Regions from separate parts of the Homo sapiens genome. Here region 2 is linked to region 1. Evidence: chromatin loops called from intact Hi-C (ENCODE). Cell type or tissue: GM12878. All regions are shown on one strand. Links, peaks and the distances in the headings refer to the core of each region. The heading gives the core; the rest is flanking DNA. Region 1 overlaps RASGRP3 (RAS guanyl releasing protein 3). Region 2 overlaps LINC01320 (long intergenic non-protein coding RNA 1320).

Region 1 (4,404 bases), core at 318-4,317:
AAATATTCTGTGGGAATTCAGAGAAAGGAGATAACTAACTATATCAGGATGAACCAGGGATGATTCCCTTGGGTTGGTGACATTTAAGCTGGGTATAAAAGGATAAAAAGTCATTGTTCAAGAAGAAAAAGACTATATTTGAAACAGTGCATTCCAGGACTAATGTGTAACTTGATAGAGCTGAATCATAGATTACATGTTGGAAGAGGGACGGGAGAAAAGGAGCAAAGATAAGGTGGTTCTGGGTGGTTAACAGTAGTGTTTGCCCTTCTGAAGCATGTCGGTATTTTTGAGAACCGATTTATATATGGCAAATTTCAACCATATATAAAAATAGACAAAATAAATGATAATTAACCCCCATTTATTATCTAACTTTAACAATTTTCAATTCATGGTCATTCTTATTTAATTTATATATCCCTACCGATGTTCTCCCCTTCCCATATTAGCTTTGAAGTAAATCCCAGATATTTCATCATTCCATCCGTAAATATTTTAGTATGTGTTTCTAAAAGATAAGTTCTCTTAAAAAGTTCACAACGTCATTCAGACATGCAAAATAATTAATAATAATTCTTAACTATTATTGTAGTTTGTCAAGTAGAGGGATGACATGAATACATTTGCATTCTGGAAAAAAATTTCTGAAGGCAATAAGGACGACAGATCAGAGAAAGAAAAATACCAAATACCAAAAGAAGACTTCAAAGATAGGTTTGAACAAAGACAATGATAATAGAGAGGGTGGAAGAATTTTCAAAATGTTTAAAAGGTAAAGTTGATAGTTCTTGAGATTAATTGTATTTGGGTGTGCAGGAAAGGAGGGAGTTAAAGAAGTTTTGGAGGTTTTAATTTGAATAATCAGCATATGAATATGCCATTAACCTATATAGGGAAAGGATTCCTTGAAAAGCAGTTAGCCTGGTTCAGCATTATACAGAGACTACAGGAAACAAATCAAAAAATATCTTCCTATTACCCTCAAACAAAAGTTTGAGATTTCCACCTGTAGTCCTAGCTACTTGGAAGGCTGAGGCAGGAGGATTGCTGGAGTCCAGAAGTTTGAAGCCAGTTTGGGCAACATAGTGAGACCTCATCTCCAGAAAACAACAAAACTTTGAGACTCAGAGCATTTGGAATAATTCTGATTGCTGCACCTTAAGAAAGCCATTAATGCCAGCCATGGTGGCTCATGCTTGTAATTCTAGCGCTTTGAGAGGCTGAAGCAGGAGGATCACTTGAGCTCGGGAATTCTGAGACCAGCCTGGGCAACATAGTTGCAGACAGCAGTACACTTCATTCCTAAACATTTCATCACGTATATATGTATATTACCAACTAGAGTTAGTTATTGCAGAATTTATATTTCACACAAGAGAGATTAAACTTATACATTTATTTTCTCAATGGGAAAAGCCGTGATTCAAGAAAGATTAACACAATTCATGGCTGATTCTTACTCGATTATTTATGAAAGCAAGAAACTGAGAACCTCTTGATTTTCAAAAGTTGTTGCCATACAGAGCAGCCACATCCTACTACAAAACAGCCTTTGAGTAACTATCAAGTATTGTCCTGGCAAAGCACGTTTCTCTCAATAAGTGTTAATTGAATTTGAATGTAAAGAAACTGACACCTAGAAATGCAAGCTTTTTGCCAGTAACTGACAGAGCTGGTACTAGAACAAATTACTTCTAATAGTTTCTCACTGAGCATCACTCCTTACCTCTAACAACTCTGAATAGTAATAATGGAACACAGAAGATGCTTTATTAGTAAAAAGGTAATGCTTTCTATATCAAGTCATTGTGAGATTGCTCAAGGCTCAATGGGACCAAGTAGCTGGGCCGTAGGAAAGGAGGTAAAATGCTCTCACAAAAAAAGAACTCTCCATACACAATGGAAAAAAAATGCCTGTGTTCATATTTATCCTCTGACTTCCTCCAGAAGAGGATTAAAGCAGCTGATGACAAAAAGCAAAAATAAAACACAACTGAAAATGATTAACACAGGAATAAAACAAGGGCCAAAATCCACCAGTTAGTCAGGCGGGGAATACATTTGGACCTAGAAAGCTTTAAAATGTTCTCAATTATGTCAAATTCTGACATGTTAAATCTTGCTGATTGGTTCAAGAATTAAAAATCAAGTTGAGATGATGTCTAAAAGACATGTTCATTCAAATGTTTTTTGTTGATGAAGATATCGAGTATTCATTTGGAAACTGAAAAACTCAGTCAAATAGCCAGGCATTTGCCTACACAAGAAACAGACATTCTGATACTAGAAAAGATTTTAGGGGTTTGACCGATTTTTTTTTTTTCTGGTTTCCATTTTGATGTTATGGCATCAGTCTATATCAGTGGTTCTCAACTGAGAGTGATTTTGCCTTCCGAAGGACATTTGGCAATGTCTGGGGACATTTTTGGTAGTCTCTACTGGGAGTGGCAGTGGAGTATTACTGGCATCTAGTTAGTAGAGACCAACGATGCTGCTAAACATCCCAAAATGCTCACGACAGCCCTGCATGACAATCAATTATCCAACCAAATATGTCAATAGTACCAAGGTTGAGAAATCCTGATCTATGTGAAACAATTAAAAATCTCACGCAAACATGCCTTCAAAGACACTTTAGATGAGTTACATGCAACATTTTTGCTTGTCTGCTGCTGAGCAGTAAGTGATGATGGCCTAATACACTTGCAGAAATACTGCTGCATCGGCGTCAGGGTGGAGATGAGATGTCAAATGGCCAGTCCTTCAGAATGAAAAGCCAAGTTGAATGGTTCACAACACAGGCTGACAGCACTCTTTGGTGTCCAAAAGATCAAATGTTGGCAGGCAAGGATACTGATATTTAGTCAGCAGAAAATATTCAAAGCAATGAGGGACACATTGTTGTTTCTTTTGTGGGTTTTATTTTTATTTTTTATTTTTTTGGCAAGATCTGGCTCTATTGCCCAGGCTGGAGTGCAGTGGTGGAATCTCAGCTCACTGTGACCTCTCTGCCTCCCAAGTTGCTGGGACTATAGGCAGGCACCACCACACCCAACTAATTTTTGTATCATTTGTAGAGAAGGGGGTTTCACCATGTTGGCCAGACTGGTCTTGAACTTGTGAGCTCAAGCACTCCTCCTGCCTCAGCCTCCCCATGTGCTGGGATTACAGGTGTGAGCCACTGCTCCCAGTTGACAGATTGTTGATGAGGACAGAACAAGGGATCTTTAGGTCATAAGTCATGGGACAGTTGATCCTGGGACTTGGGAAGTTCATTTCTCTGTTTCTGGCTTTTTTCATCTTCAAAAACTCAGGAAAAGAGAACTGAGGGCATCAGAGCAGGCTGATTTGATACACTCTTGCTGCCAACCTGATGACTGTATATCTCTATGATTTATGTGATTCTTTCTCATGTTCCCTTTACTAATTATAACTATTATCCATGTTTGTAACCATGTTCTTCTTCCTTCTTTCATATTATAACTGGAACCCATTCTCTTCCCTTTGGTTATCTTCTCTTCCTTCTGAGTTTTCAGCTTCCTCTACTATGTTCTCCTCATCAGTGCATCGGTCTGCTTCAGTAACTCTCATCTTTTAAAAATATCCTTTGCTTGCCACAACCTCTGCCAACTTCTCTTCACTGCAATTCTAAACAAACTTGTTGAGCTCATATTCTACACACGTTTTCTTTGTTTCTTTACCTCTCATTTACTCTTGCACTCACACCAAACTAGCCTCTGCCCACAGTTCTGTAAAACTACCTTTGTCAAGGTCACCAGTGACCTCCTTGTGTTAAATTCTAAAAAAGCAGATCATTTCTCTTTCTCCTCTTATTTAACTTTGCAGTAGCATTCAACATGATTGACAGCTTCAGCTTCCATTCTATCCCTGGCCTCATGGCACAGCGTGCTTTTAAGTTTTCCTTCTCTTTCTCTGACAGGAGCTCCTCAAGATGCTTTGCTGCTCCTCCTCCCCTCTCTGACCTCTAGATGTTGGAAAGCCCAAGGCTTAAGAGTGGGTCCTCTTGTCCTTCCTCTTTATACTTTCTTCCAGAGCGATCTGAGCCATTGCCATGGCGCTAAATGCTGCTTACCTGGTGATAAATCCCAATTGTAAATTGCATCTCAGATCTTTCCCTGGAGCTCCAAATTGTATATGTAACTGCAACTCAAGATCCACACATAGAGTTTCTCATCTGGCCTGTTTAGTTCACTGCCGGATACCCAGGCCCTGGCATAATGTCTGGAAGGTAGAGACGTATTTGTTGAGCCAGTAAAGAATGATTTGGATACTGGGCCTAAAACAGATACATTTTTTTCTGTGACAAGGTAAGAGTTAGCTGCTTTTGTTGTCAGAGTTACACTTTTATTAGATTAAAAGATAACATTTAGAGCAGGCACG
Region 2 (4,404 bases), core at 317-4,316, 1.2 Mb after region 1:
TGGTCTTAAAGGTGATTGGGGAAAAAAATGCCAGTTTATGGATAAGTGAACGGGAATCAGATTGGCATTAGAAAATGAGGCCGTGAGACAAAGAGAAAATTGTATATTCTTGCCAAGCCATCCATAATCTGAGTAAGGTTATACTCCAAAGTAAAATGAAAACAAAATTAAAAAAACTATATACAGACTTTTAAAATGCACTTAATTTGGAATGCCATATTGAGAACTCTAGTGCATCATTAGAGAATAACTAGCTTTAATTGAAACATGAAGTCAGATGCTTCATTTTGACAAATGTTTTGGTTGAGAACTTGAATGATTTTAGAGTTAAGCCAAAGACATATGCTTCTTATATAAGCAAGCAAAAAAAAGGCAATTGAACCCTTGAAATCCGCAATAAGACAAAAAGGTTATTGAAAGTTGTAATCCAAATTTAAAGCAAACAACTGCTCCATGATTTTGAGTAATTGGCATGGTTTGAGAAAAGGTCAACCATTTAATCCTGACATTATCTTTCAAGGAACTGGAGAAAGAGAAAATTTTAGTTTTCATTTCGTAACTTTCTGTGCTACATGATTTTTTTAACTATGTATTATAGAGGCAATATAATAATGATAACAGAGTTATTGAAAGGCATTTTGTGAGCATAGTCAGCACAGGTAGCCCAGAGTAAGAATATTCAAGGAAGCCTTCTGAGAGGAGATAGATGTGTAATACATTACCAAACAAATTCAGAAGTAATTCTGCAATAAGTGGGAAGGATGGCAAGAAGACAGAGACAGGATAGGGTGGAAGGAATTCCAGCAAGAAGAGAATGAGCAAAGAAAGAGAACAATGAACAATACCCATCTATGTATGCTGGATCTTCCTGTATACTAGCCATTGAAGATACAAAGATAAAGAAGAAATGCTACTTCCTAAATGATTTACAATCAGATGGTGAGGAAAGATAAGCAAGATAGGGCGGCAATACAGTGCTACAATACTGTGCTATTTGGTACTTTGAGTGATGAGATTTTTCTATTGCAAATGGGAGAGCAGGAGCTGGGTTGTGGGACAGCATGAGGACAGTGATTAGTATTGGGACAGTCACTGAAGGGTGTAAGAAAGAGGTTACCAAAGACACATTAAATAATTGTCCAGCAGCTTGAATGCCTTTCTAGCACTAAATTGTCACCCAGCCACATAATAGAATAATACTATTTTTCTCCAAAGTCACTTAACATCCATTTTGAAGGAACCAACATTTTTGGCTGCTTCAAAATGGATGCTAATTGCCTCTGGTTGGTTCAATGGGTGTAGTAGAAGTACAGAAGTTTACTTGAAATTGAAGAGGCTGGTGAAAGAGTAAACCAGATAATTAATATGGCATTCAGGACCACGATGTAAATGGAGATATAGAAGTATAATACATAAACTAAGAAAAGTGCAGGCATTAAAGTTTCGTATGTTTCTTTAAGGGTTAATGAACTCAATAAATGGGATAAGATAGAGAGGGCTAATGATAGGGTAGGAAGGGACATTAAAATAACTGTGTCCTTTTCTGTTTGCATATAACGTTCCTTCCACTCATTTCTGGCTGAGGTAAAGACACTAATATTGCAAGGTCGTTATTGAACTTATTGGGCCAATTACTGAAGTATGACACAGTAGAAATACAGACTGAGTATCCCTTATTCAAAAGGCTTAGGACCAGAAGTATTTGGGATTTTTGATTTTTTTTTAATTCTGGGATATTTGCATTACATTTACCAGTTGAGCATTCCAAATCTGAAAATCTGAAATCTGAGAGGCTCCAACGAACATTTTATTTGAGGGTCAAAAATGTTCATATTTTGGAGCATTTTGGATTTCAGATTTTTGGATTTTGGATGCTCAGCCTGTACCATTTATCGTGGTTAGGATTTGGTAGAAAGGAGAGAAATAGAGGCCCAAGAGACCTAATGTAGGAATCTGAAAAACACACTTGACCTTTCTGAGTCTCATTTTCTTCTCTCTCTAAAGTATTTGAATTAATCTATAACATCATGTAGTCCTCAAATCATTGTACAAAGATCATAAATCAAAATTTAGGGGAACATATAAGTGAGCTTTTTAAAGATCATCCATAAGTAAATATAAAGAACACACATACTAGGGTTGTCTTTCATTACTATTCTCTTTCCCCCAGTTGTAATTATCACAGAAAAAAAGAGTTATTCCCAAAGATAACTGGCTCAGTTACATGAACAATTTACGAATTGATCTCATTTATCAGATATTTATAACCAATAGTCAATCAAATAAAGACTTTTTTATTTTACTTTCCCTCTATCTGATAAGTAAAATAATATTCTAGCATGGTGCTACATTTCAAATAGTACAAAACAAATTAAACTCTTAATGGTCTATAACATATAGACCTAGTCATTGTAAGAATGTCTGTGTCTTCTCTAATATTTTCCTCAAACAGGATACTCAGATCTTTTATGGAAATAAACTGGATGGTATCTTTTGTGTAAATTCTACATTCTAAGTCTCCAAGAGAATTATTTAAATGAGAAATGTGAGTCTCAAATTTCCATTCTAGTGGTGCTGAACACTCTAATTCCAAAGACTTGGTTAAGTCTCTTAATTCTACATGACTAAAGGCTCTCTCTCTCTTTCTGTTTTCCTCTTAACATTGATGGAAAAACTCACATTTCTTCTATTTAAATTTTGCTTCTAGCATCTGGAGCAATTACCTTTATCATTGGATCTTGTATTAGTGTTCTCTAGAAAAAGAGAACCAATATATAAATATACAAGAGGAGATTTTTTATGGGTATTGTCTCAAGAAATTATGGAGGCTGAGAAAGCCCATGGTCTGCCATCAGTGAGCTGGAGAACGAGAGTGGGTGGTGTAATTCAATCTCAGTCTGAAGGCCTGAGAGCCAGGGAAGCTGATGATATGACTCCCAGTCTGAGAAACAGAGTCTCGGATGTTTGAGAACAAAAAAAGATACATGTTCCAGCTCGAGAAGAGAGAATTTGCCCTTCCTCTCCCTTTTTTGTTCTATTAGGGCGCAGTGAATTGGATGATGCCTGACCACATTGGTGAAGGCAGATTTTCTTTACTCAGTGTACTGAATCAAATGCTAATCTGTTGTACAAACACTGTCACAGACACACCTAGAAATAATGTTTTAGCTATTATCTGGACACCCTTAGTCCAGTCAAGTTAATGAATAAAATTAACCATCACAGATGTTAAAAAATGATATTCAGCTTTTTCTGGATATTAGCTTTATCTGTTTATAATAGTCATACATGGCACTTGAATATTCTGACAGATTAATTCAAAGTCCTAGGATTAGTGTGATGTTGGTGTGGTCTAGAAGTGAATTGTGGATGGAAATGTTCTCAGCCAAGTGTATTCACTTTGGGAGAGCTTCAAAGAACAGAATGATTTTGAAATAAGAATATATAATATATAGTCTTACTGGAACCTATGAAAAACTCATGTGTTATCTACTACTCAAGCCAAAAAAATAATTTTTTATGCTTATGTTGTTAAGGATTTACTTGCATCACTTCATTAATTAGCAATTTGTATTGTATCAAGTGGGTCTAATCCTTTTAATAGATTCCAAACAGGCTACTTGGCTATTAAATTCTAGTTTGTTTTATATTTATTCATGAGAAGAAAATGCCATAGAAAGATTCCATGAAGGAAAATGTTTGCTTTGCATTCAGTCTTTCAACAATAAAAAGGAAAAAAAAATAGACGTTGCCAACTGTGTCATATGTATGAATGGTTTTCTACGGGAATTCATATCTTTAGTTGTTCTGTTCCTATTACTTGTTGTCTTCGAAAATGGGTTCCAGCTGGGCGCGGTGGCTCACACCTGTAATCCCAGCACTTTGGGAGGCCAAGGCGGGCGGATCACGAGGTCAGGAGATCAAGACCATCCTAGCTAATACGGTGAAACCCCGTCTCTACTAAAAATACAAAAAAAATTAGATGGGCGTGGTGGCGGGCACCTGTAGTCCCAGCTACTTGGGAGGCTGAGGCAGGATAATGGCGTGAACCCGGGAAGTGGGGCATGCAGTGAGCCGAGATTGCGCCACTGCATTCCAGCCTGGTGAAAGAGCGAGAAGCCATCTCAAAAAAAAAAAAAAAAAAAAAAAACAAAAAAATCAGGATATGAATATATGCTTCTTGATATAGTGGTTGCAAAAAAAGATAAAAATCTTTACATTCCTCATGTTTGCCTTTGTACAGACCCAAATTTCTCACCAACCATTATCTGTAGGAATGACTGTCTCCTCTCTCTCTTATTTGGGTACTGAGAAGCTGAACTGTCTACACCTATCAAATGCTTGCTGGCTGAGTGCTCACAGTCACCCAATTTACTGTCTATATCAGTATTTAGCAAAAGATTT

What was found. Hi-C counts contacts between places; a loop is a spot of excess contacts. Peaks named below come from ENCODE experiments on the same cell type or tissue, not always from the same donor. Only the 100,000 strongest peaks of a DNase experiment are listed, where the experiment ranks them.
Region 2: it touches region 1 in a loop (5-fold over the local background); 1 of 110 quality-filtered maps calls a loop at or near these places.

The regions. Positions count from the first base shown.
Region 1 is chr2:33,486,641-33,491,044 of GRCh38, forward strand. The region is part of intron 1 of RASGRP3 (RAS guanyl releasing protein 3); the gene reads left to right. Among named protein-coding and RNA genes, the nearest start is that of RASGRP3, 12 kb to the left of the region's middle. RefSeq lists an enhancer at 1,960-2,009. In GM12878, for the core only: no CTCF peak of the experiment used is centred there; a DNase peak (open chromatin) is centred at 2,259; H3K4me3 peaks cover 1,692 bases; H3K27ac peaks cover 3,790 bases.
Region 2 is chr2:34,683,090-34,687,493 of GRCh38, forward strand. The region is part of intron 1 of LINC01320 (long intergenic non-protein coding RNA 1320); the gene reads left to right. Among named protein-coding and RNA genes, the nearest start is that of LINC01320, 7.7 kb to the left of the region's middle. In GM12878, for the core only: no CTCF peak of the experiment used is centred there; no DNase peak of the experiment used is centred there.